2 separate regions of the Homo sapiens genome follow, and region 2 is linked to region 1. The links are chromatin loops, found by intact Hi-C in ENCODE. Cell type or tissue: ovary. All regions are shown on one strand. Each heading gives the region's core, and the rest is flanking DNA. Links, peaks and the distances in the headings are about the cores only.

Region 1 (15,256 bases), core at 2,887-10,886:
CACCATGGTATACGATGCTAAAGAAAATGTGCACACACACCATGGAATACGACGCTAAAGAAAATGTGCACACACACCATGGAATACGACGCTAAAGAAAATGTGCACACACACACCATGGAATACGACGCTAAAGAAAATGTGCACACACACCATGGAATACGACGCTAAAGAAAATGTGCACACCATGGAATATGACGCTAAAGAAAATGTGGTGCACACACACCATGGAATATGATGCTAAAGAAAATGTGCACACACACCATGGAATATGACACTAAAGAAAACGTGGTGCACACACACCATGGAATACGACACTAAAGAAAATGTGGTGCACACACACCATGGAATACGACGCTAAAGAAAATGTGGTGAACACACACCACGGAATACTACACAGCCATAGTGAAGTACAAGGGCATTTCTTCTGCAGCAGCGTGATGGAGCTGGAGGCCACTGTCCTTAGCAAACTAACACAGGAACAGAAAACCAAATACCACAGGTTCTCACTTATAAGTGGGAGCTAAATAATGAGAACACATGGACACATAGAGGTGAACAACACACACTGAGGCCTACTTGAAGGGGAGCGTGAGAGGAGGGTGAGAATCAAAAAACTACGTATCAGGTGCTGTGCCCATTACCTGGGTGACTAAGTAATCAGTACATCAAACCCATGTGACATACAATTAACCTATATGAATCTGCACTTGAATCCCTGAACCTAAAATAAAAGTTAAAAAACAAACAATAAAGAGGCTACAGTATAAAAGGCTATTTGTGAGTTCCACTTGTGAATAAGCAGCCTACAACTGATATACGTCGTCTATGCAAAGTTGTTTCACAAGAAAACTGAGCATCTGGTGATCTTTGCTCCTGACTCTTCTTGCTTACTTTTAATTATTTTAGAAATTCTATACAAATTTTTTTTTTAATTTTGTTTTTATGAAATAGAGTCTCTCTCTGTCACACAGGCTGGAAAGCATTGGTGCAATCATGGCTCGCTGAAGCTTTGACCTCTCAGGCACAAGCAATCCTCCTGCTTCAGCCTCTCAAGTAGCTGGGACTACAGGTGCTCACCACCATGCCTGGCTAATTATTTTTTAAATTTTGTGTAGAGACAGGGTCTCACTATGTTGCCCAGCCTTGTCTATAACTGCTGGCTCAAGCAGTCCTCCTGCCTTGGCCTCCCAAAGTGCCACCATGTGAACCGCCATGCCTGGCTTAAATTTTTTTTTATTGGTGATCAATGATTGTACGTATTTCTGGAGTACATGTGATGTGCAAAGATGCTTGTAATCTGAGTCTACAATTTTCCTCATAAGCAGGTTTACATTAACCTTCACAAGTACTTGTGTACACACACACAGAAACACGAAATGTGATGGTCAAGATGAAAATGACCACGTATTCTGCTTTTGACATCTTTTGATTTGGGGCAGAATCAATGTGCCTTTTCTCTGCTTGTAGCTTTGTTGATGCTGAGGTAAATCACATGTTGAAAGCATGTAAGGACAGAAAGTTCTGTCGATGAACGGTCAATCACCTTTGAACGTCTGCTCCCTCTCTTTGAGGGAAATGCTTTAGGGCAGGTGAATATTCCTGAGTATTCCTTGGAGACGCTTGTGTTCCAGAATTACAACCAAGACCTTTGCTTTCATGCCACGTCAGGAACATGTGTCCTCTGCTCTTTTCCTCTCAGCCTCAGGGGTGCAGATGTTGGGCTGCGACATGTCTCAAGGAGACAGTTTACCCCTTCAAGATCCCACAGATCCTTTCTGCATTCCCTGTGAGTGTGCTGACCCTATGCAATTGCAAAGCCACGAGGCCAAGCTTGTGGCCTCTGCTCCCCTTGGGGCCATCTGGGGGGTCTGGTAAATACTGCTCATCTCCACCCTTAGAATCACCCTGGTGCAGGCTGCACCAGACCTGCCTCCCAGTGCTGGAGAGGGGACACCAGGGGTAGAAGTCCCCATAGACAGCCCGGTCAGTGCAGCCATCTCTTCCTCCTGCGCCATCACATCTTTTGAGGGAAGCATCTTCACCTGCTCATTACCTGCAGGCTGAGATCCCAGGCTCTATACACAGTTGATGGACTGGGTTAGGGGCAAGCGTGAGTAGGGCCCAAGCTCCAGGCACATGTGACTCTGTGTCAGTTCCCATTCCTCTGGGAAGCATTTTTCCAACTCCCCATAGCTGGACCCTGCCTTGCGTCTTCAATGCAACTCTCCCTGGGTGGGCGCTTTCCTGCCCCCACTCTCCATCGCCCTCTCCAAGGGGGGTTCTATGCACAGCTCCCTCCCCCAAACCCCTCTGCCCACCCTCTAGCTCCCGCTAGCCATTTTATTATTCATCTAATAGCTACTCCAAAACACCTCAAATTAGCCATTTTGTTTCTTCTATTGAATTAATTTAATTCTTACAATAGCCCCATGAGGAATATATTATTTCTGCTATATCACAGATGAGGAAATTGAAGCCCAGGGGAAGCTAGTGACTTTCCCAGGGACACACAAGCAGTCAGTGGCTGGGCCAGACTGAGGGACATGGCCCCCTGTGCTCACCAGCCTCAACACGATACACGCTCCCAAAAAGCTTCACATTTCCTCAAAGGTGAGGTCAATAACATACTTCTCTGCAAATAAAAAATAATAATTAAATTTCACTGACTGCATATTATGTGTGAGGGAATCTGCAAACAGCTTCACCCATGTCCCGTCATTCTGGCATCAAAACACTCAGTCAGGTGCTGAAATGGGCATCCTCACTCCACACGTGAGAACCTGGAGGCACCCAAAAGCCAGGCAGTGGACACCCTGGAATTTACTCATCCCTACCTCGGGCAGGAGTCCTACCCTCATGCCATCAGCCTCCCCAGGTACACAGAGGATGTGTAATCATTACCTACCCAGGCAACAATTGAACTGAGCTAAGCTTTGGGTGGTATAAGATGCACTAACATTTAGACATGCCAGGATTCCAGCTGGGGCAAGCACATTCTCCTCCAGTGAAGCCACGAAGCCCCACTCTGCTCCTGAGAGGCCAAGAAAGAGACGGGCAGATGGTGAAGCCATCAAACAGCCCTCTGGACACAGCCCGGGAGCCCTGGCCAACAACACCATCCATCCCAAAAGCCAGCTTGGTAGTTCCCACCCTCATTCCTCATCAAAAGAAAGCATGATTACTCTGGCAGGAAAGAGCGGCTTCCCAAAATCCAAACTGGCAAGATGGTGGAATTCCTCATAAGAAAACTCCAGATGCTCCTGAGCTTGCTCTCCGGCAGAACGTCCTCAGCACATCTGGTCTGCGCTGTTGGATGAGACACACAACACAGCACCCACGGCAAGGTCCAGAATCCCTGTGGGCTGTGAGGTCCAGAATCCCTGTGCTGCCACAGCTGGGCACGGGCTGAGGGACCTCAGACAGGGCCTCCACGATTCTGAGCCCCAGCTTCCTCATGTGAGACCCAGAAATAGGTAGTGAACACAGGAATGATTTAAAAAATGTAATGGGCATGTAGCATCTACTCAGGGCTGGACACAGCCTTCAGTCACTGAATATACGTACACACACATACACACACGAAGCGCTATGGTATGTCAAGAAACATTCTGTCCAATACAACAGTTTTTAGAAATTTTAAGATCATGACCCCTTCAAGAAACAATGAAAGCAATGGAATCACCAGCCAGAAAAACAAAAGGCACTGTATATAGAATAATCCAGTATGGAGCATCCCGGGAGCCTGGCAGCGGGTGGAGAATCTCCGTGAGAATGTGACGAGTCCATACCTTTAGTCGCACGGTGCAGACCCCCGATGGGAACTGCAGAGGGCCTAGCAGAGGGGCCCTGGGAAAATTTAGGGGAGGCCACAGGAGGCCCAACATCGCTCAGAATGAAGATCCTCAGCCTACAATTTTCTCCTTAGCTACTTTTCTAGCGCTTCCTTCGCAAACAGAGGCAGCAGACTCAGGCAGCCACCTGCACTGCTCTGCCTCCAGCGCAGGCCTCCCGCGGCTGCTTCTCCTCTGCCTCTTGAAACTTGTCTGTGCACAAAAGCAGAGTGGAGGGAAAAGAACACACACGTGTGGGAAACTCTGTGCTGTGCACACGCGTGCATTAAATACACAGCCTCATTTGGCCTCGTGGAAACTCAGGGAGGCAGACAGTGTGTTCCCATCTTAGAGACGGGAGCAGTGAGGCTCAGTGAACATAAGTTACAGTGTGGGTGGCGTGGTGAAGCTGACATCACATGTGGCCGCCCCACTCCAGAGTGTAGTCTTCCCTCCACGTCTGCATCACCACCGGAGAGCAGCAGGCGTGAGAACAGGTGGACCTGGGGGAGCAGGGAGACTCGGGACTTCTCATGGCCTGGTCTGCCGTGGTCCACATGCTTACCTTGGTTTCTCAGCTGTATTGAGGGATACTTGGTGTTTGAGGCTGATCTCACACTGCTATAAAGAAATGCTTGAGACTGGGTAGCTTATAAAGAAGAGGTTGCATTGGCTCACGGTTCTGCAGGCTATGCAGGAAGCATGATGCTGCTCAACTTCTGGGGAGGCCTCAGGAAACTTACAATTACGACAGAAGGCGAAGGGGAAGCCAGCGCATCGTACATGGCTGGAGCAGGAGGAAGGAGGGAAAGGGAGGTATCACACACTTTTAAACAACCAGATCTCACGAGAACTCACTATCACAAAAACAGCACCCAGGGGATGGCACTAACCCATTCATGAGAGCTCCACCCCCATGACCCATTCACCTCTCACCAGGCCCCACCTCCAACACTGAGGATTACAATTCGACGTGAGATTTGGGCGGGGACACAGATCCAAACCATATCCATTGGTAAATGAACATTGTTTGCATTCAAGGTGTACAATGTGATGGTTCTATACGTATACACTGTGAGATGTTGACCCCAGTACAGCTGCTTAACGTGTTTATCACCTTACATAGTTACTGGGTGCGTGTGCATGCATGTGGTGAGAATACAAGATCTACTCTCCGCAAATTTTAAGTATTCAATACATTATACATTAGTTTGAGATGTAGTCACTGTTCTGTACACTAGGTTCTCAGAAACTGTTAATTTTATATGTATAAGATGATATATGTTTAGGCCTAAAGGCTTAGGCCTTTGCTCAAAGAAAAAGAAATGTCTTAAGGTGAGTTTATTAGTCTGACAATTTCATTTACTGAGTGTTTACTATAGTTATGATTGCTTCCCATTTTTTTCTTTCTTTTTTTTTTTTTTGAGATGGAGTCTCACTCCGTCGCCCAGTCTGGAGTGCAGTGGTGTGATCTCGGCTCACTGCAACCTCCACCTCCTGGGTTCAAGCAATTATCCTGCCTCAGCCTCCTGAGTAGCTGGGATTACAGGTGTCTGCCACCAGACCCGGCTAATTTTTTTTGTATTTTTAGTAGACATGGTGTTTCACCATGTTGGACAGGCTGGTCTCAAACTCCTGACCTCAGGTGATCCACCCAACTTGGCTCCACAAAGTGCTGGGATTACAGGCGTGAGCCACCACACCAGCCTCTTTTTTTCTTATTAAAGTGAAATTCACATAATGTTAAATTAACAATTTTAAAGTATGCAATTCAATGGCACAGTACATTCACAATGTTGTTAAACTATCACCAAGCATATTCATCACCCCAGAAGAAAATCTTGTACCCAATTAGCAGTCACCCTCATTTTCCCCTGCCCCCAGCCCCAGCAAATGCCAATCAGCATTCTGTCTCTATGGATATACTTTTTCTGTACATTTCATATAAACAGAATTATATCTATTGTGACCTTTGTGTCTGGCTTCTTTCACTTTGCACAATGTTTTAGGGGATTATCCATGTTGTAGCTGTATCAGTATTAAATTACTTTTTACAGATGAGCAAAATGTTGCTGTATGTACATGCCACATTGTGCTTAGCCATTTATCCATGGATGAACATTTGGGTTGTTTACATGTTTGGGCTACTGTGAATAATGCTGCTATGGACATTCAGGTATGAAACTATGTTTGTAGATCTGTTTTCAGTTATTTTGGTTATATATCCCTAAGAGTGAAACTTTGGGATCATGTGGTAATTCCACACTTAACGTTTTGAGGAAATGTGAAGCTGTTTTCCAGGGCAGCTGCACCATTTTACATTCCTACCAACAGTGATATATGGGGGTTCCAATTTCTCACTAATACTTCCCTTTTTAATTATTATTATCACCATTCCAGTGAGTGGCAGGTGGCACCCCAATGTGGTTTCCATTTTCATTTCCCTAATGACTGATGAGGTCGAGGGTTTTTTCATGTTATCTTTGGCCATTTGTATAACTTCTTTGGGGAAATGTCTATTCAAATCCACTGACTATTTTTGAGTTGAGTTCTTTGTCTTTTAGTTGTTGAGACACTAGACACTTATAAAATATATAATTTGCAAATATTCATCCCATTGAGTCATACATCTTTTTACTTTCATAAGTAAATAGTTTACTTATGAGATTACACAAAAGGTTTTAATTTTATTTTAATAGAGACCAATTTATCTAGTTTTGTTTGTCATTGCTCATGCTTTCAGTGGCATATCTAAGAATCCATTGCTGAATCTAAGGCCTCGAAAATTTACCCCTATGTTTTATCGAAGAGTTTCATAGTATTAGCCCTTACAGTAGGTCACCAATACATTTCTAAGTTGATTTGTGTATAGAATGTGAGGTAGGAACCATTTCTTTCTTTTGTATGTAGAGATCCAGTTGTCCCAGGGCCACCTGTGGAAGAGCCTGCTCCTTCCTCATTCAATGGTCTTAAGACTCCATTGAAATCAATTCACTATACATATATGTGTTTCTTTCTGGACTCTCAGTTATGCTTCATTGGTCTATGTGTTTATCTGTATGTCCATGCTACACTATTTGATTATGGTAGCTTTGTAGTAAGTTTTGAAATCAAGAAGTGTAAATCCTCCAACTTTGTTCTTCTTTTTCAATCTTGTTTTGAATTTTTAGAAGACATTGTAATTACATATGAATCTGAGTATAATTTTTTCTAATACTGCCAAAAACCACCCAACCATCAGAATTTTGAAAGCAATTGTACTGAATCTGTGGATTACTGTGGGGCAGTATTACCATCTTTACAATATTAAGTAGGTGATGTCAGCAATAAAGCAAAATAGAAGGTAACTAGCTCATATCCTCCCACAATAAGAATTCTGCATGCATCCACAATCAAGTCTCTGCTGGAGCCTCAAGATTCAGGTAGGAGTTTGGAGCCCAACACTGTGGAGGGTCATTTTAAGAGTTCAGACCCACTCTCGGGTGGCTGGTCTGCTGAACTTGCTCCCAGGCTCAAACCCAGAAATGACTCAGTCTTCCAAGGGGTTTGGCTACAGCCCCATTTTGGCCTTGAGGCTGTAATCCAAACCACCTGCCAAGGGATCTGGAAGGAATCACACACACTAGGGTCTTGGCAGAAGGGCTCATCTGCCTGCTAACATCAGTCTCAGTGGTGAACCTGACAGTTTCCCTATAGTTCAGTCCCAGTGCGCCCAAGCTGAGGTGCCAGCTCAGAGCTGCTTGCACAAGGACCCAGAGAGAGATTCACCCATCTGTGGCAGCCCGGGTGTCTGAGACTGCCTGATAGGATTGCCAACCTCTCTCCCACAGCAGATCCTTAGGTGACCTGGCCTCAGCTCTGACCCCTTCTGCTACAATCAGAGAACTATCCCATCTATACTGAGACCTGCAGGGAGATTTGCACCCTTCTGAGGCAATGAGACCAGACTCTCCAGCCCGCATGCCACAGCAGATCCTCAGGGGACCCAGTCTCAGCTTGGCCCCTTCTGATACAATCAGAGAACTAGCCCATCTATACTGAGACCTGCAGGGAAATGTGCACCCCTCTGAGCCACTGACACCAGGCTCTCCAGCCTGCATTCCACGGCAGATCCTCAGGGGGCCCAGGCTCAGCTCTGGCCCCTCCTGCTATAGTTGGTGAGCCATCTCATTGATGCGGGAACTTGCTAGGCAACATGCATCACTCTAAACCAAGATCAGGCTCTCCAACCTCTGTGCCACAACAGATTCCAAAGGGGCCCATTCCCAGCTCCAGCCCCTTCTGCTGCAGTTATGGAATGATTTTATCTGTGCAAGAACTGCTTGGGAGATACATACCCACCTGAGCCAATGTGAAAGACCCATAAGCCTTCTTCCAACAGCAGATTTCTAGGGGACCCAGTCTCAATTTCAGCCACTCTTGCTGCACTTGGGAACCCAGCCCAACTGTGCAGAGACCTGTTGGGTGGCACATCCATCTGGGCCATTGACACAGCCTTCTGGACTCAGCTTCCTGGCCAGCATTCCCACACAGCCCAAGTACATTCCCTGGGTCTTCCCCAAGGAAGACATGGGGAAAGTCATGTCAACCTCAGAGTCTTTACAAGACTTGTAGCAAGCCTAGACTTAGAGTGTCTTCTAGTGCAAATATGGCTGCAGTGGTCACAGGCTCAGGGAACTCAACAGTCAATCTACTTAGAATATACTTTTTCTATTTAGAAGAAGGACAGGCACAAACAAAGCCAGACTGTGAAGACTAAAATAAATACGTAATCTTTCAATGTGCTGACATTACCACATATCCATAAGCATCAAGGACATTCAAAAAAATGTGACTTCACCAAACTGACAGATTAAGGTGCCAGAGATCAACCCTAAAATGATGGAGATATGTAATCTCTCAGACAATTAAGTCAAAATAGTAGTTTTAAGAAAGTTTGATGAACTTCAAGAAAATACAAAGTATCAATTCAGAAATTTATCAGAGAAATTTAACAGAGAGATTGAAATAAATTTTGGGAAAAATCAAACAGAAATCCTGTGCAGAAAATAACAATGAATAATATGAGAAATGAAATAAACAGTATCAATAACAGAAATTGACCAAAGAGAAGAAAGAATCAGTGAGCTTGAAGAATAACAGTTTGAGGGAAAAAAAGGAAAGAAAAGAGAAGGAAAAGGTGAAATGGAATGAAGAAAGCTTTATAGGTTCTATGGAATGACATGCAAAAATCAAATATTCAGGTTATTGAAGATAAAGAGAAAACTGAAAAATAAAAAAGGGTAGAAACCTTATGCAAAAACATAAGGCTGGGTGCAGTCACTCATGCCTATAATCCCAAGAGTTTGCAAGGCCGAGGCAGGAAAATCACTTAAGCCCAGGAGTTTGAGGCCACCTTAGACAACACAAGTGAGTTCTTGTGTCTCCAGTAATTTTTTTAAAAATTAGCCAGGCATCACGGTTTATGCCTGTACTTCCAGCTATTCGGGAAGCTGAGGTAGAAAGATCCCTTGAACCTGGGAGAGTAAGGCTGCAGTAAGCCAGGATCTCTCCACTGTACTCCAGCCTAGGCAACAGTGAGATCCTGTCTTAAAATAATAATTATCATTATTAATTATTAATAATAATAGAAAACTTTCAAAATCTGGAGAAAGATATGAATATCCAGGTATAGGAAGGTCAAAGTCACCAGTCAGGTTCCACCAAATTAAAAATACTCCAAAACATGCTACAAGTACACTCCAAGGTCAAAAACAAAGATAAGCTCTTGAAAGTGACAGAAGTGTGAGAGAAGTGTAGGAAATGGCATATAAGGAAGATCCAATATGCCTAGCAGCAAACTTTTCAGCAGAAACTTCACAGGTAGGAAGGGAATGGGACAATATATTCAGAGTGCTGAAGAAAAAATACTGTCAACCAGGAATACTACACCCAGCAAATATGCTCTTTAAAAATGAAGGGGAGATAAAAAAACTTGACCAGAAAAACAAAAGCTGAGAAAATTTATTGCTACCAAACATGTTCTACAGGAAATGCTAGAAAGGGTTTTTAAAACTGAAAGAAAATAATGCTAATGTGATTGCTACACTAATATGGTAATCATGGTGTGTAAACTATTTGTGTATTTACTAAGAAGACTAAAAGGAAAAGCAATTGAAGTAAAAATGAATACAACAATATTTGAGAAATTGACAATATTAAAAATATGAATTGTGACATCAAGATTTAAAATGTAGTGGGAGAAGGGAGTTAATGCATACAGGTTTTCCTGGTTATTTCTTTCTTTTCATTTGTCATCAAAGTTAAGTTGGTATCAATTTTAAATAACTACTTATAATTATAGAATGCTTTTTGTAAGAATCATGGTAACCACAAAGCCAAAGTCTATAATAGGTACACTAAAAATAAAATTCAATGAGTTAAAACATACAACCAGAAGAAACCACTTAACCACAAAGGAAGGCAGAAAAAAAAAGAAGAAAGGAAAAGAAGAGTTACAAAACAACTAGAAAACAAGTAAGAAAATGGTAGTTGAAAGTCCTTACCTATGAATAATAACATTGAATGTAAATGGAATAATTATTCAATTCAAAGACATAGAGTGGCTGAATGACTTTTCTTCAAAAGAAAAATCAGCTATGTGCTGCCTTCAAGAAACTCATTATGTCTATAAAGTCACACATAGACTGAGAGTGAAAGAATAAAAAAGATATTTCATGCAAATGCAAGCCAAAAAAAGGGCAGGAGTAACTGTACTCATATCAGATAAAATAGATCTTAAGTCAAAAACTGTAGAAAGAGACAAAGAAAATTATGATAAAGGAAATTTATCAATTCAGCAAGAGGAAATAAATAAGCACTCAACACCACAGCGTGCAAATATATAAAGCAAATACCAATAGAACTAAAGGGAGACATAGATTGCAATACAATAATAGTAGGATAGTTCAACACCCACTTTCAACAGGGGACAAATCATCCAGGCAGAAAACCAGCGAAGAAACATTGGAGTTAAATTACACTCTAGATCAAATGGACCTAACAGACTATTACAGAATATCTTATCCAACTGCTGCAGAACTTATATTCTTCTCCTCAGCATATGGAACATTCTTCAGGATAGACCACATGTTAGGCAATAAAACAAGTCTCAGGAAATTTAAAACAATTGAAATCATATCAAGTATCTTTTCTGACCACAAGGAATAAAGCTAGAAATCAATAATAAGAGGAACTTTCAAAACTGTACAAATATGTGGAAATTAAACAACATGCTCATGAATGACTAATGGATCAATAAAGAAATTAAGAAAGAAATTACAAAATTTATTAAAACAAACAAAAATGGAAATACACCACATCAAAAGCTATGGGATACTTTTAAGAGGGAACTTCATAGCAATAAATATCTATATCAGAAAAGTAGAAAGACTTAAAATAAACAACTTAACAATGCACTGCAGGAACTAGAGAAGTAAGAATAAACCAAAAGCAAAATTAATAGAAAGAAAGATATAATGAAGTACAGAAAAGAAATAAATAAAATTGAAACTAAAAAATACAAAATATCAACAAAACAAAATGTTAGTTTTTTGAAAAGATATACAAAATCAACACCCTTAGCCAGACCCAGTGAAAAAGAGAGAAAACCCAAATAAATAAAAGCAGAGATAAAAAAGGAAACATCACAATTTATTCCACAGAAATTCTAAAGCTAATTAGAAACTAAACAACTACATGCCAACAAATTGGAAAACAATGATAAGAAGTGAATAAATTTCTGCACACACACAACCCACAAATATTGAACCATGAAGAAATCACCAATAATAAGTAACAACATTAAAGCACTAATGAAAAATCTCCCATCAAAAAAAAAAACCTCAAGACTTGATGGATTCACTGCTCAATTCATCAAACACTTAAGTAGGAAGTAATACCAATTCTACTGAAACTATTTCAAAAAACTGAAGAGGAGGAAATGCTTTCAAACTCATTCTATAAGGCCAGCGTTACCCTGATGCCAGAATCAGACAAGGACACACACACACACACACACAAACTATAGGCCAATAACCCTAATACACATGGATGCAAAAATTCTCAACAAAATACTAGCAAACTGAATTTAACAACACATTAAAAAGATCATTCACTGTAATAAAGTGGGATTCATTCCAGGGATGTAAGGATGGTTCAACATGTGCAAATCAATATGCATGACATAGCAATCAACAGAATTAAGGATAAAAACCATATGATCATTTCAATAGATGTTGAAAGGTATTTAATAAAATTCAACATCCATTCTGATTTTTAAAAAACTCTCAATAAATAAGGTATAGAAGGAATGTACTTCAACACAAGGAAGTCCATATATGATACACCCACATTTAATATCATACTAAACAAGGAAAAATGGAAAGGCTTTTCACTAAGATTGGAACAAGGCAAGGATGTCTGTTTTCACCACTTGTATTCAATATAATACTCAAAGTCCTGGCCAGAGCAATTAGACAAGAGAAAGAAAGTAAGGGTATCCACATTGGAAAAGGAAGACATCACATTATCCTTGTTTGCAGATGACACAATCTTATAGTTAGAAAAACCTAAAGACTACACACACACACACACACACACACACACACACACACACAAATCAGAACCAATAAATTAATAAAGTTTCAGAATAAAAAATGATCATATAAAAATCAGTAGCATTTATATACATTAACAGAGATCAATCTAAAAAGGAAATCAAGAAAGCAATCTCATTTACAGTAGGTACAAAAAACATACCTAGGAATATGTTTAACCAAGGAAGTAAAAGATCTCTACAAGGAAAACTATAAAACACTGATGAAAGAGAAGAAGAGGGTACACAGACACAAATGGAAAGATATCCCATGCTCATGGATTAGAAGAATGAATACTGTAAATCACCCAAAGTGATCAATAGATTCAATGTAATCTCTAGCAAAATACCAATGATGTTATTCACAGAAACAGAAAAAAGCATTCCTACAAGCGTAGGAAACCACAAAAGACTCCAAATAGCTAAAGCCATCCTGAGAAAAAAGAACAAAGCTGAAGACATCACACTGCCTGATTTCAAATTTTGCTACAAATGTATAGTAACCAGAACAGCACAGTACCAACACTAAAACAGACATGTGGACCAATGGAATAAAACGATGAATTCAGAAATAAATCCACGTACTTACAGCCAACTCATTTTTGGCAAAGACATCAAGAACATACATTGGGGAATGGACAGTCTCTTTGATAAATACTGCCAGGAAAGTTAGACATGCAGAAAAAAATGAATCGAGACCCCCCTCTTTTACCATATACATACATCAAATCAAAATGGATTAAAGACTTCAATGCAAGACCCAAAACGATAGAACTACTACTAAAAAATAATACGGAGAAACATTCCAGGACATTGATCTGGGTAAAGATTTTTTGGTAAGACCTCAACATTACAGACAACTATAACAAAAATAGAAAAATAGTATTATATCAAGCCAGAAAGCTTCTACACAGCAAAGGAAAAAATCAACGAAGTGAAGAGACAACCCACAGAATGGGAGAAAATATTTGCAAACTACCCATCCAACAAGGGATTAGTAATCAGAATATATAAGAAACTCAAACAACCCAATTAAAAACTGGGCAAAAGACCTAATAGACATTTCTCAAAAGAAATGGCCAACACGTACATGAAAAAAGGCTCAACATCACTAGTCATTATAGAAATGCAATTCAAAACCACAAGAAGATATTATCTGACCCCATTTAGAATTATCACAAAGACAAAAAATAGCAAATGCTGATGAGAAGGTGGAAAAAAAGGAACACTCATACACTGTTGGTAGGGATGTAAAGTAGTACACCCACTAGGGAAAACAGTATGGGGGTTCCTCAAAAAACTAAACTAGAACTACGTTTGGTATAGTCCAGCAATCTTACTGCTGGGTATGCATCTGACAGAAAGGAAATCAGTATATCAAAGAGACATCGGCCCTCTCATGTTTATTACAACACTACTCACAATAGCCAAGACATCGAATCAACCTAAGTGTTCATCAATAGGCGAAAGGACAAAGAAAATATTGTATATGCACACAATGGAATACTAGTCAGCCATAAAAAGGAATTAAATCCTGTCATTTGCAGCAGGATGGATAGATCTGAAGATCATTCTGTTATGTAAAATAAGCATGACACAGAAAGACAAATATTGCATGTTCTCATTCATATGTGGGAGCTAAAACAGTGGGTCTTGTGGATGTTGAGAGCAGGATGGCGGATGCCAGATGCTGGGGTGGAATGGTGGAGAGGAAGATGAAGGGGAGCTGGTTAAGGAGTACAAAAATACAGTCAGAAGGAATGAGCTATCACATGCAGTATAGTAGGAAAATTATGCTTAATAGTTTATTGTACATATCAAAATAGCTAGAAGAATTGTAATGTTCTCAATACAGAGAATAAAAATGTATGAGGTCATGGGTATCCCAATTACCCTAACTTTATCATTACACATTTTAAACAGATATCAAAATATCACATATAACCCAAGAATACTACAGATATTATAATGAATTAGAATTAAATCTTCCAAACTATACACGAGGGTGTCTTTCCATTTATATAGGTTTTAATTTATTTTGGCATTGTTTTTCTGTTTTCATAGTACAAGTCTTCTGCCTCCCAAGTTACATTTATTACGAGGTATTTTATTGTTTTGTATGTTATTGCAAATGGTATTGTACTTTTAACTTCCGTTTTAAATTGTTTCTGTCTGGTATACAGACGCACAACTGATTTCCATGTGTTGATCTTGTTCTCTGACACTTTGCCAACTTTTCCACTTCTTTAAAATCCAGAATAAGTATGGCCTGAGACAAGGGAGGTTTGTGTATTCATGATGCATATGTATAGTCACGTGTATGTTGCTTGCGTATATACCATTCAATAATCAATACATAAATATAAATAATATGTATCTCCATTTTAACAACTGTAATTTATTCCTAAAGCCATATTTAAAAATAATTACATTTTTAAATGGGAAAAGTCGTATGAAGAATTCTGTCCCACCTCAAGATAACTAAACAATTTTTCAGTAGAAAAATAAATCTAAAAACAGAAAAAATATTTTAAAAGTAAATAAATCGTACATAAAACGAAGCGCAATCGAGTTTTGTTGCACTAATGCTTTCTTCCTCTTTCTACACCATTTTGTTTGCAGAATCGGCCTTTTGAAGGTTCCGGGTTACCCTGCAGTGAAGCTGTCATTCAAGCACAGTCAGGGCCCAGGAGAGGGCGCAGGGAGGGCGCAGGCGCGCAGGGAGGGCTGGGCATGCGCTCGGCGGGGCCTCCGGCTCTCGGGGACGCGCGCGGGCGGGGCTCGCCGG
Region 2 (15,256 bases), core at 4,921-12,920, 240 kb after region 1:
AGATAAAAATACATTATAATTCAAAATTTCTTCCTGGGTATTTACTAAAAATTAAAGTTACTAAACATTAAGACTTCTAATTAATATATGTAGTTCCATATACAAAGAAAATGTATATGCAAAAGTAATGTGTATGAGTAAGAATTTTGTGTGGTCTCAAAGATAGGGGGAAGAAAAAGTAAAATTTTGTCCTAAGGTAAAATGAGTGATTGTTCCAATATTTTAAAAAGGGAAATTATAGAACAAAAACTGGCAGGTCTAAGCAAATCATGGAGAGTTTATGAAGGATGGATCTTATAAAGTGAGTTTTGTATGTGATTGAGTTGGCTAGGACTGGAAGGAAATTGTTTGTTTTTCTAATAATTAAGTATTGGTGTCAGGGGTGCACTGATTAAGGACCAAAGTCTGGTACTCTATGTTTGAAATAGCAAGGTTTTCTCAGAATGTTGATCTGCTGTGGGTTTTAAAAAAGTTGCAAGGGGTTTTTATCTTAATTCTGAAATCTGTTTTTTTACATTTTCAACCATTTTCTGAAGTAGAGCTTTTTCTTATTTTACAGTTTCTACCTATTTTCAAATTAGAAGTGTTATCTTCTTCATGTAGGAAAAAAATTCATTTCTCAAGGTAGAATTTTCCTTTTGAAGCTTTTCAGACCCATATCTCAGTGGCTAGGCTTTATATGCAACCCACTCCATGTGATTTACCTTCTGTTCTTTCTTCGTTCCTTAAAAAGGTACATATTGTTGCTTAACTATAGTTCCTCAACTATAGCTAACTATAATTATATAGAAATTTTGAATTGTAATGTATTTTTATGTCATTAATATAATCTCTAAAAACAATTTTTATAGAACAACACTCTCCAACTTTTTTGTTAGTTGTTGCAATTTTTTTTTAAGTTATACTACTATTGTGGCCCGATGCTGGCCAACGTTTGTCTTAAAGTTTTCTCTGGTAACATGAGACTGTATTCTTGGCTCTTCTTTTTTTTATAATTTAAACTTTTATGTTAGATTCAGCGGGTATATGTTCAGGTTTGTTATATGGGTATACTGTGTGATGATGAGGTTTGGGTTTGGATCCCATCACCTGGGTAGTGAGCATAGTACCCAATAGGTAGTTTTTCAACCCATGCCCTCCTTCTTCACCCCCAAGTAGTCTGCAGTGTCCATTGTTTCCAACTTCTTTTCCATTGTTCTCATTTTTATATCTATGTGTACTCAATGTTTAGCTCCCACTTATAAGTGAGATCGTGGCTTTTCTTGATGTGTCTAAGTTGTTCTACGCAACCAGGCAATTTCACGTGTTTTTACTTTTACTTTTTCTTTTTTTTTTTTTTTTTTTGAGACGGAGTCTGGCTCTGTCACCCAGGCTGGAGTGCAGTGGCGCGATCTCAGCTCACTGCAAGCTCCGCCTCCCAGGTTCATGCCATTCTCCTGCCTCAGCCTCCCAAGTAGCTGGGACTACAGGCACCCACCACCACACCCGGCTAATTTTTTGTATTTTTAGTAGAGATGGGGTTTCACCATATTAGCCAGGATGGTCTTGATCTCCTGACCTCGTGATCTGCCCACCTCGGCCTCCCAAAGTGCTGGGATTACAGGCGTGAGCCACCGCACCCAGCCATGCTTTTACTTTTTCTAAAAGCCATGCATTCCCCTGATCAAGGTACTGGTTTTCTTGTTTACTTTATTCCTTTTTAATAAAGTGTACACTCATAATCTTGGACACATACTCTCGCAGTATCTAATTGGATTCAAGTACCTTTCCATGAGGTTCAACTTCTAGGTTATCCAAATGGGCTTCCCATAGGAAAGGCAGTCATACTGTAGGAGGCTTTTCACTTACCTTTCAAGTAATCAGCCTAAGAAACAGATATTTTATATTTTAAGATAAGTTCTTGTGCTTGGTGCTGTCTTTATTAGTTTTTTACTACTTAGAAAAACTAGGTCATCTCTAGTACAGGTCTAAGTTTTTTCCCTCTGAACTATGTAACTTTTTATATTTGCTTTTGAAGTCTTTTAATAATCACTCTGATTAAATAATTATCTCACAATGACATCTGATTATATTTTAATTAAATGTTTTAAGTTTTTTTAACATCTTTAACAAACTTCCCCAAAATCAAATTCTAATTTAAGTACTTTTAAGCTTAAATTGACTTTGGGATTTTTCAGTTGGGCCCCAAAAAAACATCAAACGATGCATCTCCCATGATGCTTATTCGATGGGTTGTATAAAGGCACTGTCAAATAATAAAGTGACACTAGCTCTTACTAAAATTATATTTAGATGGATGCATTATTGATGTGAATGCTTTAACATTTATAAAATTTATAAAGGTCTGATGGTTCTTACTGTGATGCTATCAGTAATGATTTTGGTTGTTATCTTAAAATGCCATACACAATAGAAATAACTAAATTTCTTAATCAATTGCTGAACTTTTATCACATTATAACTGTGACTGTTCTAATTTTTTGGTCATCTACAGTGCTGATTCTTATCTAGTGGCATCTGCAACAAGATTCATAAAAAAGATTCTAGCAAGTACTCCTCAGTACAGATGTCTAGTAACTTTAAGATCAATGGACTAAATAAAAATTTCTAAAATGCTAACAGGTTCATAAAACTGCTAACCAAGATAATGAAGAACAAAATTTAATTGCCTGAGATTGAATAACTGATAAAAATTATGATTTTTATGACTTTTATTTGAAACATTATTGGTTATTCATTTAAATATTTTGTTTTCCATATTTAAGAAAACTTTCTTTCTTGAGCTGCCTATAGCTTACAGCAATTTGGTAAAGTGCACTTTAATAAACAAAGGTGAAAACATTTACTTTTCTACTTGATCCCTTCAAAACTTGAAAACTATTCATGAGTTTTTTATGTTATGACAGTATGGTTTTTAATAGGATGCAATTATAATCGTTAATTATATTACCAATATTATATTGGTAGTTATATTACCAATATTATTATATTGGTAGTTATATTACCAATATTATTATATTGGTAATATAATTATTTAATATATCACATTTAAAATTAATATATCATATTTTACATTGTTTATACTCATACATACTGAAGATAAAATCTGAAGCCTGCCTTGATTTGGCTTCCTAGCTTCAAAATATTTTTAACAAAGGTCCAATCTGAGATTCAATCATTATGCTTGCTATACTAATATAAACAATCAGGCCAAATCTAATAAATCTGAATTTATGTTACAAACAAATTAGTGTTACTCTAATGATCTTTTGTAAAAATTGGGCTGTCTATAGTATATTGTTTTTAGACTGTAACCCTATGCATTGTTTTTGAGTTTTTATTATCTACCTGTAGGCTGGACAGGATACTAAACTCTCCTAAGTTCCTGTAATTCAATTTTTCTCTCACAGAATTACTAAGAAGAGAAATAGTTATTTCCTAACGCCCTATAAACAAATTACAGTTTAAATTTAGTTTTTAGTTTTAGTTTAAATAAATTTCAGGGGACAAGCCTCACGCCTAGTGTGTGGGCTACACAGAGTTCACCAAACCACCCAGTGACATAATGGGAGACATTCAAACTGTGAAACTGCCAACTTCATGCTGTAGGCAACTTTTCCCAAGAGCACTAAACCAAGACTCCATGTTCTAATAAGACCGTTGCCCCTCTTAATGCCTATCTTTTTCACTTAAATAATAGATTACTTAAGTGAAAATCTATTTATTATTGTAATAATAATTACAATGAGCTCATAATTAAAAGTTTAGAATCATACCCGATATGAATAACATAACAAAACCTGACTTAAGCAATTCTTAAGTCCACCTGTTGGGTAATTTTGGCAATACCCCCAAGACAACTTTTTGTTCTAATTGTACTAATGGTCCTTTCTACAGAGCTGGCACTCTGCTTTAATTCATCTTAATCATGAAATGCTAGTCCATGGCTACAACAAGTCTTCCCACTTCCTCTATGGCTTTTTCATCTGCTGAGTTGGTTGCCCTTAGGCATGAGCTCTTGGTTAAAAACCTTTGTACAAATTAAATTTATTATATTGTTGCTGGGTTTTTTTTTCTTGTATTTTGCTCTTGATATTTAAGCTCTGTTCTTGTGTTTTGTCTAATCTTTGTAAAAATCAGTTATCTCAACAGGATGATGTTAGCCAAATACTTTGAGATTATTGACAATGCCTAAGAGACTAATAAGGTAGAACTTGATGCTAAACTCCAGGCAAACCTGCCCTAAGAAAGGTTTTGGTTGTTTCATTCTGTTTTTCTTTCTGGCACCTTTGTTACTCAAATGCGGTCTGGGTCCCTGATGTTGACTACCTTACTTCCCCCGATGGGGGACCAGAGACCACCAAGACAGGTCCACTAAGCACCAAAAGACAATTAAACCTAATTTCAAGACAGTTGATCAGTAACATTTTCAGAAAAAGATCTTGATCAAAAGGGGGAAATGTGAGAATTAATGATGTGAACTGAAGTTAACTTGTCCACCTAAGTAGATTAGAGTCAGACCAGCGGCAGGTGGGAAGCACCGAGGCACAGGTCACTTGCCCAGGGACAATCTCACCAGCCAGCTGCCAAGTCACTTGCCCAGGGACACTATCAACCAGCTGCCATGTCAGTTACCCAGCGACAATCTCACCAGCCAGCTGCCAGGTCACTTGCTGCAACCTTAAGGCCATTTTTACGCAGGAGATGCTGAAACAAACTCCTGTGACTCCAAGACTAGTGTTACCCACTCTTGTCACTCACCAATCCGAGCTTGCCAGCTCCCTAAAACCTTGCTAGTGCCAATGAATTTTCTTTCACAACAATGCATAACATTTTTCTTTCTAAGAAGACCCTTAATCTTCTTTCTTCTTTGGACATACTGAAGACCACCTAGTCTGTGTGTATGCTTCAAGCTGAAGTCTGTTCTCTAAAATAAAACACTTTATTTAGAGATTCATGTATATATTTTTATTTGACTTTGACAATACTCATATGCCACCTCAGAAGCAAAATGTTTTTAAAAAAGAGGACGGCTTTGGGAAAACCATCACATAGGTTCTATTTTTATGTTTATCTATATACATAACTGGGATATTCAGCCAAAAAAATAAAATATTTCCCCTGACTTGTGATGGCCATTGGCAATTATAAGAAAAGTCATCCCAGAATTGAAAAGTTCAGCCATGCCCTGCCCCATGGGCCAGGTTCGTCTGCTATAAACACTCAGACAGCAAGAATTAAATGGATCCTCATCTCTGTTTTCTCAGTGTTGTGTTTGGAACTGAAAGTCTTTTCCTCCCTTCTTAATGGTGTTAATCACATCTTTATCAATAGAATTCAAAAGGCTCCCTTTATTGCCCTCACAATATGCTCTCCTGAGGCAAATAATTTAGACTCAAGTAACTGCCAAGATTACTGGAAACAATAAACCATATTTACACATGCCTGTTAATGTTTTATGTCTGAAAGAATTCTTATAAAATAGACACCCAGCATCTAGAATCAGGAGAGATATGGAACCTCCCTTTTCATGTTTGTTTTGTATTTTCTTTTACAGGTGAAAGGTAAAAGGTAAAACTTTATATTTTTATCTCCTTATTTCCTTAAGATCTTCTAATTTTAGGAAAATATTGTATCATGTTTTCACCCTCCACAAACAATCATTCTTTTTTCCAGAAATATCTTGACTCCCCTTCAAGAATTTGTCTTCTCATGAGGTAGTAGTGGTGGCTCTGGCTGTGTCCCCTGTGGTCTCCTGCCTTTCCCTGGCCCAGGAGTGGGCACATAACCGAGTGGGACCACAGCTTGGAGTCTGGAGTGAGAATAGGTGGGAAGCTCAGTGGAGAGCATATCTGGCCACCTGGCCTTGGAGTTGTCCTGTCCTGACGGATGCAGGACGACTGAGCCTGTACCTGAGCCCACACCTCCTCCTGCTGCCTGGGGATTCTGCAGGCCACCACCACCCCCACACATTCCCAATGCTATTAAGCATGCCACAGTTATTTTCTGTGGCTTGCAACCAAAAAACTCTAATAACTGATACAATTCTGCAAAGCCAACAGTCACAGACTACCAATGGCAATGAGAGGAGACCACATTCCAAAAGACAATGTGATGAGCATTTAAAGAAAGAATTACCTATGTCTGAGTGAAGACCTATGACACAAAACATGCAAGGAAAGTGGGCTGAGGTTGGGAACACAGGACATATTTTCATGAGGTTTAAATGGTTCATGCAGATTGAAGCCAGATCTGGCCTCCATGTCCTCTGGTCTCCCCTGCCACGTCAGCCACAGAATGGATGCGTGGACAGCAACACGTGCCGTCACCCAAGCTCAGCAGGACCCTCGCCTCCCAGGCTGGGTACTTGGAACTAAGAGATTGTTTAACTCTCCTGTTATTCATTTGAAACACAAACTTTGATAGCCATGATTCATCTTAATATTTAAGAGAATGGTTCCATTCGCTTTGATAGGCATGTTTTCTAATCTATTTTAAAATACTACTTTACAGTAACATATGGAAATTTGCACCTGGGGTACACATTAGTGGTGCTGTGTGTACATTTTATTTTTGGATAACTGTAAGATGGAAAGATTTAGAGATGTCTGGAAGGCTGGGTGCTCTGGCCCTGCTGACCAACAGGAAGTCCATGCCAGAGGTCGTGTCCATAGCAGTAAGAATGGAAATACTAGAGCTAAGCCAGCAATCCTGCAAGGGACCTGGATGACACACATAGGCTGAGGAGGAGCCACAGAACTCAGGACAGACCCTTCAGAGGCAGGGAGCTCAGGCCTGATGTCATCGCTCAGCCACCAAGGACATGCACATGAAGGTGGTTCCTAGCAGCTCTTGGGTCCTCATAGCAGGGGCAGCTGCCTCCAATAGAAGACTTCATGTATACTAAGAACCTTGTCCTTCTTTGAGTCCACAAAGCCTCCCAAGAGGTCCAAAACAGAGTCATTCAGGCCTGGGTTTCCAACCTGGCATTGCCACCTCCAGCAAGGCACGTAGGGATGTCGATTTCATTATTTATAAAAGGAAGATGGCGGCATAGACATGAGCTCCTTGCCATAGCCCCTCCTTCAGCTGAGCAGGTTGCAGTCAACGTGCTCAGATGCTGGATGCCAACGCTGGCTCTATTCCCAGGGTCTGGGGCTGAAGTGCATGAGACTCCCAGTCACGTGTCCAGATGGCTTTGCAAATGGCCATGATTCCATCCCCACAAGCACAGGTGCTCTGCCAGATCCCTATTTGCCCATATCCTTTATCTAACTCCCGCAAAAACTTACGCGCTCCTGGCCTGGTAGTGAGTCTGCTACCCACTCCATCACCTGCCCACCCTCTACTTCCCAGGAGCCAAATAACTGCCCTATATATGCATCATCAAATGATGGTCTCCTCTAAAAAGAATGTGTTTGGCTCTAGACTGTGCAGTGTGTTTGTCCCTCATTAGCCTGTGTCTGCTGCCAAGGGCATTCATCATACAGCCCCGTGTCGGATGATTTCAGCAGCACTCAACTGTGAGATGGGTCTCTTTGGGATCCTTTGATGCAACTCAAGAAGCATTTCTGAGAGTCCCTGCTGTCCCAGCTCCACCAGGGCTGGCCAGAGCCGGCAGGGGCCACACGTCTGAGGCCAACCACCGCTGCCTCCTTTACAAGCAACATCTCCAGAGACCCAAGCCAGTGATTGGTGCCTTCACTTTAGAGGTTGACTTATGAGCCAGTCCTCAAGAGATGGTGGACTGTTTTTTTGTTTTTTTTTTTTTCGTCTTTTGTTGTTTTGCAACGGTTTAGATTTTGCAGCTTCAGAAACAACCAGATCCTGCTAGAGGCAAAATCCAAGTAAATCCAAGTGAAGAAAGTGTATATACAGGGGCCTCTGTCATTCCCAGGGTCTGAGGCAAACAGTGTCACTGTTCTTATGTCAAGTAGCCCAATCCTGGGCTGCCCTTTTGCCAGAGGCTGCACAGCCCTCTGTGCATGCAGGAATCAAGCATGTTCTCTTGTGTCCTCCTCTGCAGAATGAGGACAATACTATCCCTTACCTGTAAGCTCAGGGTGAGGATCAAGTGTGTTCAAACAGGTAAAGAGCTTAGAAGAGTGTCTGGCACACAGGATGGGATTCGTGTGTCCAGTCCTTATCAACTTCAAATACAAACAATAACGATGGCTGGCTTGCCGTGGTCCCAGCCCACTGAGCTAAGTAAAAATACCAAACTCACTGTAGGAAAAGCAAAAGCGTGATGCTATCATAAGAATTGTCACACGTGCAGATGATGGCTTGGGTTCTAGTTCTTAAGTCTTCTAATTTGCTGGTTTTGTGTTGATCCTGAATAAATTTAGAGCCCTGCCTACTTTCACTGAGACTACGGGGAGTCCTCTGTGCTGCTGGAAAATCCCTAATAAATACACAGAGGAGACTTCCTGGGGTCTCCACCGCAGGTCATGATCATGAGCCTGGACCGCGAAGGTGTAGGGTCTCCGGTGTAATTCCCACTTCCACCACTAGCAACCAGGCTGTAAATGCCACCCTCTGCCCCTGTTTCCCCAGCTGTAAAACAGAATTAATTGTAGGTCCTACATTATGGTGGTGTTGGGAGAACTGAATGAGTTAATGTGTAGATAGTGGCCGTCACCCAGCAAGCATTCTGTGAACATTAGCTATTATTACAAACGAAAATCTAAAAACAAGATTAGTTATTGCCATGGAGCTTTCCTGTCAGTCCCTTCTGAAAGTCCAGGGATGAAAGGAACTATGAAATGCACCTGAGAGCTCCTCTGGGCCCGCCCTGCTTCAGCCGCCAGCACTGCACCTGCGCTCTGCAGTCCCTCCCATCACAGCGGAGGTCTGGCAGCACATCCCTGCCTGCAGCTGCAGACCGAGGCGGTGCTCCCAGCTCTCGAAGCTTCTCAAGGAATCCGGCAATAGCCGGTGACGCCTGGACCCCCGAGCCCTGACTGAGTCTTTGCAGGCTGGGCTGGGTGGGGTGGGGGGAGGCAGGCCCCTGCAGGCCCCCCTCCCTCTGCAACAGAGCTGGCTGCCCCAGCCTGTGATTTGTGTTTACACAGGCTCCACAATGAGGTGTGGCACTTAATGAAAGGGCTCTGTCACTTACCCAGTGAAACAGGGAGTCTGAAGGCCAAAGAACTGGTTACTTCTTGTACGTGAGGCAGGACGATCTGAGCTCCGGCCCGGACGGAGGGCGAGCACTCGGCTCCCTTCAGTTCAGCACAGAGGAGCAGACCTGCTGCTGAGCTGCCGTGCAGCACGAGCTGGGGGAGCGGGAAATCATGACCCACAGGCTTGTCTTCAGAGAGCCTGTTGAGGGTGGCATGTGATGGGCACCTGAGCACCCAGGTCAGAGGCAGGGTGGGGGGACTTCTGGGAAGCCAGTCCTGAGTTAAAGGACTCTGGAAGCCCACGGCAGGACCAGGGTGCAGGGAAGGTGGGCAGGGGCCGGGCACAAGGCGGGACCAGGGTGCAGGGAAGGTGGGCAGGGGCCGGGCACAAGGCGAGGTCTGGCTTCTGTGGTGTGGTCCAGGACTTCTTAACATTTCCTTACCATGGCACACACAGAAACAGAAAAGTCTGTGGCACACCGGGGCAAACCACAGGATTTGGGAGCATCTGCAGGGGGCAGGAGGGAGAAAATGCCTTTTTTATGTTATGTAATCGTGAAAGAAAAGTAAAACACAAAGCAGGAGGAAAGATCTTAAAAGGTTGAGTTTGAACAATACTTCCAGCAAAGGTCTACTCAAACTTTAAATGAAAATTTTAGCTTGTTCTTACAAACATAACTCTTTTACACCAAGCTTTATGAGTAAATTGGCTACAAGAATTTCCTGACTCAGAATTTAAGGAGTCACTGTGATAACCACTTGGTTATTAACATTATTAATAGTACAACAAAATAGCATTCTTGTATTGAGAGACAACAGTCCTGCTCTCACGCTTAAGTGATTAAAAGCGGCCACTTCTCCTGGTTGACTGAATGTCCTGTCTGGCCATTACACAAAAATTGGAAAAGTTGGTCTTTCTAAAATGGGCTGAGAAGCATGTGATCATTCTATACATCTTTTTTTATTTTCTCTCATTGAAAAACGTAGTTGAAATTTCTTATGATAATGCAAAAAGATTTCCAATCTAATGGCACTTTTAAAAATCAAGTATTTCAAAGTCACAATAAAATTTTTCCATAAGAAGATGCAGGTATTTCTGTACTAATTTTTTTCTTTAGGATTCATATTATAGCACTAACTACACATGACTGGAAAACCAAATTTAACAACATTTTTCCAAAGTTGAATTTTTGCTTCACACTTATGAGCTGTGTTTTTATGTTAGTATATTTCAATTATACGCAATTTAAATATGTCAGGGAAGAAAGCCAGTTTTTGAAGAAAATACTATCCTCAACAAATCTTTTATAAAAAGTTTTTCTTCAATTTTTTTAAATGTTTGATAAAACTTCCTGGGGTCATCAGGCATTTTAGTGGGAAATCTCTGGGTGGTCTTCAGATTCCATTTCTTCTCTTGAAGCTAAAACTGGACAAAGCAATAACGACTTGGATTTCAACAACCCATCATTGAGCATGGAAGTCCAATTTACAAGTAATTCTGTGTTGTTTTGTTTTTACATAAGGAGACTCTGTGATTACTACTGTGCAATATTGGAGTCTAGGGATTTTCAGAACAAACTCTCAAGTGGAGGCCATCACACCTCCTCTGACTTCATCCACAGGGTGGGTGGACCGACACAGGTGGGGTTTCCATCAATCTCATTTGTCTCAAGTATTCAAGTACTACTTTGGATATTTACTTGTTTGTTTTGGTACTTCCTTCAGGACAAATTATTTTCTTCCAAGAATGTCTCTTCAGGGATTCTAACTGGGGCTATTAACAATCACTAATGTCTATATACAGAATAATTCATCTGCAATAAAAACTTTTTAAATCAATTTCTGGGTCAGAGTTGGGAAGTCAATGAGTTGGATTTTATACTTACTTCCCTCACCAAAAATGATACAACAGTAAGGGGTTCCTAACTAAAACTCTATTAGTACTTTAGAATTTATACTAAATCTACTCTTGAATATTTCCCTAGGTCAAACATCTCTCAATACAAGAATGCTATTTTGTTATACTATTAATAATGTTGAAGTGCATAAGATTTTATAATATACTAATATTTTACATGTATGTTTTCAAACTCCTGACCTCAGGTGATCTGCCTGCCTCAGCCTCCCGAAGTGCTGAGATTACAGGCGTGAGCCACCGTGCCTGGCCATATTTTACATGTGTTTTCTATCGGGCAATTGGTGGGATCATTTCTTTTATCATTCATAGTAGCGTTTAGGCCATTTTTTTCCTTTTTTCTTATCACCACCATTTGGGACAGGGAGTATGGTTGCTGTGCTGTTTTTGCTGTTGTTGATTTTCTCTCTCTCTCTCTCTCTCCCTCTGTCTCTGTCTCTATGTGTGTGTGTGTGTGTGTGTGTGTGTATGTATATATATATATTTTTTTACTATTGTGCAGATACAGTTGAGGTGCATAAAGAGAAGGAGTATGATGTGCAAGGCACACACCTGTACTCAGCTGAGTGCCACAATACACAGAAGCCCGAAATAGCTGTCGGAAGCCGGTGGCGGCTGCACTGCTGCTCCTAATATACACTTCCTTGCACCTGTGTCCTGAGCCCTTTGCCGAGTGACTTGGCTGTGCCCCTGGTGAGAAGAGGTGAACATTCCCCTTCATCCCATTCACCGACCTGCACGTGGCCGTGTGGCCTACTCTGGACTACAGCAGACACTGGGAGAGCCTACAGATGGGCTTGCAGTTTGCTGGCATCCTGCACTTTTGTCCTCTGCCATAAGCAGAACCGATCCAGGTGGGCACTTGTCCCACAGTGAGGAGACACCTGCAGGGCTCTAACCCATGTCCAGAGCAGAGCCCGGCCCACCCTTGTGCAAAGCCACCAACATTATCACGGCAAGAGTGCATGCAGCCTCTAACTCCCCCTCCAAAATCTCTTCCACCCTTTCTGTTTCCTTATCATATCACAGCCCACACCAAAAATTATCACTAGCTGGCATATAAGAACTAAAACATAGGTCATATTTTCTACGTTTAGTCAAAAAACTTGCCTACGACGTGTATTGTTTCAAAGGCTGACAGTTTCTCTCCAGTCATGGTTTTTTGGCAATATGAGCAATGGATGTCTGGGATGAAAACTCTGCCATATAGAATGTAGCCTACAGAGCACGTATTCAGATTTATGCCCTCTAAATGGATTACTACATTCTGAATGGCATTAACTTTCCAATGAGTAAGAGCCACTCATTCACCTCTCTCCTCTATTCCCAGTCCTTGAAATAGTTGATTTCAAATGTTTTCACCTAAGGTAAATGATAATATATGCAAAGATTTTGTACAAACTCCAGGGGAATTCCTGAGATATCTCACAAAGTTTGAATCTATGGAGACAAAGGAAAATTGTGCAACGAGTGGTGTTTTCTTTCACATAGTGCAGCAGACAGGATCACATGCCTCCAACGTGGGAAGGGGAACACGTCGACCCTAGGCAAGCAGAGGGCCTTAGCATGCTGACTCTGCAGGCTCATCCTGGGGCCTGCCTGAGCAGCCGTGTGGGCACCGGGACTGCAGTCCTTTCCCCTGCCTGCCCCAGCCCCACCATCTCTTGCCTGGAGGTCATTTGGCCACCCTCTTAGTGTCAAAGGCAGAAGCTATGAGAAAGAAGGATAGGAGAGGGATGCGGACCAGTTTTCAAATCCGGCAGGAGGAGCAAGGTCCTGGGGAGCATGTGGTGGAAGGTGAGCATCCCGACCTAGGAAGGCATTTCCGAATGCAGGGAACACAGTCACACCAAAGCGTATGTCCATAACCATCGTGGAAACTAACTAGGCCTTCTGACGAGAAATACAGAAGGGAGAGCCCATGCACACTAAACTACCACAATATTTGAGCAACAGAGCGAGAAAGAAGCCAGCACCATAATTTAAGAAGCTTAATATGGTGCTTGACTATTTGGGGTGAATAATTACTCAATATTTTAAAATTTTCTTTGTATATTTTAATTTATTACCTTTCTTCCAGAAGTCACACTCACCAAAATCTATTCTTTTGCAATTATACCAATGAAATTAGAGATATGGCCTCTGACCCTTTCCCACTTTTGAGTCTAGGACTTTAAGGAAACTACATCATCATTACGAAGACTGGGGAGCAACAGCGTCATGGGCACCGCTCTGCTCTGCATGAAGGAGTCCGACAGCTGCCAGCGGGGAGCTTTGGTGGTGCCAAATCCCCTGGAGAGAGGAGGCTGCAGCCCCAGGCAGCAGGGAGCCCTGGAGGAAGCTGCCTCTGCAGACTCGCGGGAATGCCAGCTCCGGGTTTCATTCCTTTGTTCACTGCTGCTTCCCAAGTGCCAGACGGAGCCTGGAACTCAGTGGCTGCTCTAAAGATACTGTTGAATGAGTAAATGAACGGAATTGCACAGGAGCGAGGCCACAGTTCTACAGCTGAGCTGCCTGTCACGGCCCTCACCCAACCACCACTGCTGGAAATGTGCAGACAGGGTGTGCCTCTCCCGTTTAAGGGAAATGTATTGAGATATCATTCACATACATGGCACGTGCTCAGGGAGCCCCCCAGGATGACAGAGCTCACCCATCACCCCACAGAACGTCTCTGCCCCATCCAGGCAGGCCCCAGAGTACACTGGGTCTGGCTTCTTTAGTCAGAGGTGGTTTGAGTGAGTCTAGAGACTTCATAGAATCTGGGTCACAGAGCAGGCACCCTTTTCCATCTGGTGTCTTCCACTCAGCGTAGCGGTCCCGAGATCCAGCGTGTCTCTGCTAGGATCAGCGGTTTGCTCCTTGGTGTTGCTGAGGAAAATTCTACTGCATGGAACACCACCATCTATCCACACTGGATAGACACCAGATGAGTGCTTCCGCCTGCTGTGAATGAAGCTCCTATGAACAGTCTCATATTAGGTATGAAAGGAAAATAAATCAATCACTAAACAAAGGGGAAAGTCAAGCTGGGAGCTGCCTCCCATCCTATTCCTAAATAAGATAGCTACAAAGATAAAAACGCTGTTCCTCCCTCACAATTTGCTCACAAGGAACTTCCTTGTGGAACAAGGACAGACAGAACTCAATCATCCCTCCGCTCACATGAGACAAACACAGATCGGAATGCTTCCTCCGCCCTGTTGTTTCACCCAGCCAGACTAAGGCATACGTAACTATTCCAGTAAATTGTGCATTCGGTGAAAGGCTAATCAGAAACTTAAAAGAATGCAGCCATTTGTCTCTTATCTACCTACAACCTGGAAGCCCCCTGCGCGCTTTGACTTGTCCTGTCTTTCCAGATAGAACCAATGTACATCATACATATAATGATTGATGTCTCATGTCTCCCTAAAATGTATAAAACCAAGCTGTTCCCCGACCACCATCACCAGGACCTCCTGAGGCTGTGTCACGGCACGTCCTCAACCTTGGCAAAATAACTTTCTAAATTTATTGAGACTTGTCTCAGATACTTTTTGGTTTACAAAGGTGTTTGTGGACATGTATATTCATTTCTCATAGATAAGTACCTAGAAGTTGAATTGCTTAGACATGAGTAAATGTATGTTTAACTTTTTCAGAAACTCCCGAACATATTTCCAAACTATACCGTTTTACACTCTGTCAGCAGAATTTAAAAGTTTCCACTGAACCACATCCTTGTCAACGTTTGGTATTGTCAATATGTTTAAGTTATTGATATTGTTCTAGTGAATGTGTAGAGACATCTCGTTTTGGTTTTAATTTGCATTTTCCTAATGAGGAATAATACTGAGAAATTTTTTCTTTCATATTGTCATATATGTGTCTTCTTTCTTAAAGTGCCTAGTCAAATATTTTGCTCATTTTTTATTGCTTTTTATTATAAACTGTGTTTTTTTAAATATTATCTTAACACACGTCTTTTGGCTGATATAATATTGTAAATATTTTCTCCCATTCTGTGGTCTACTTATTGTTTCCTAATGCTGTCTTTTGAAGAGCAAAATATTTTTCTCCATTTATGGAGACAAGATGGTCAACTTAGCTATTCCAAAATGTTTTTAAAATTCTAGTTTGTTTTAAAACAACCACAGCAAACTGCATGGATTTGTTCCACATCTTTGAAAGAAAAACATTATTTTATTTATTTCACAGTGGAAGATAAGTCAGT

What was found. A loop is a pair of places that touch in the nucleus more often than their neighbours do. Peaks named below come from ENCODE experiments on the same cell type or tissue, not always from the same donor. Only the 100,000 strongest peaks of a DNase experiment are listed, where the experiment ranks them.
Region 2: it touches region 1 in a loop (2.5-fold over the local background); 2 of 110 quality-filtered maps call a loop at or near these places.

What each region holds. Positions count from the first base shown.
Region 1 is chr6:169,197,933-169,213,188 of GRCh38, forward strand. No RefSeq gene overlaps it. Among named protein-coding and RNA genes, the nearest start is that of THBS2-AS1, 7.7 kb to the right of the region's middle. RefSeq lists a silencer at 15,019-15,256. In ovary, for the core only: no CTCF peak of the experiment used is centred there; a DNase peak (open chromatin) is centred at 7,469.
Region 2 is chr6:169,436,912-169,452,167 of GRCh38, forward strand. It overlaps a transcript of WDR27 not described here. Among named protein-coding and RNA genes, the nearest start is that of LINC02519, 56 kb to the left of the region's middle. RefSeq lists enhancers at 12,135-13,009, 13,010-13,883. In ovary, for the core only: no CTCF peak of the experiment used is centred there; no DNase peak of the experiment used is centred there; H3K27ac peaks cover 310 bases.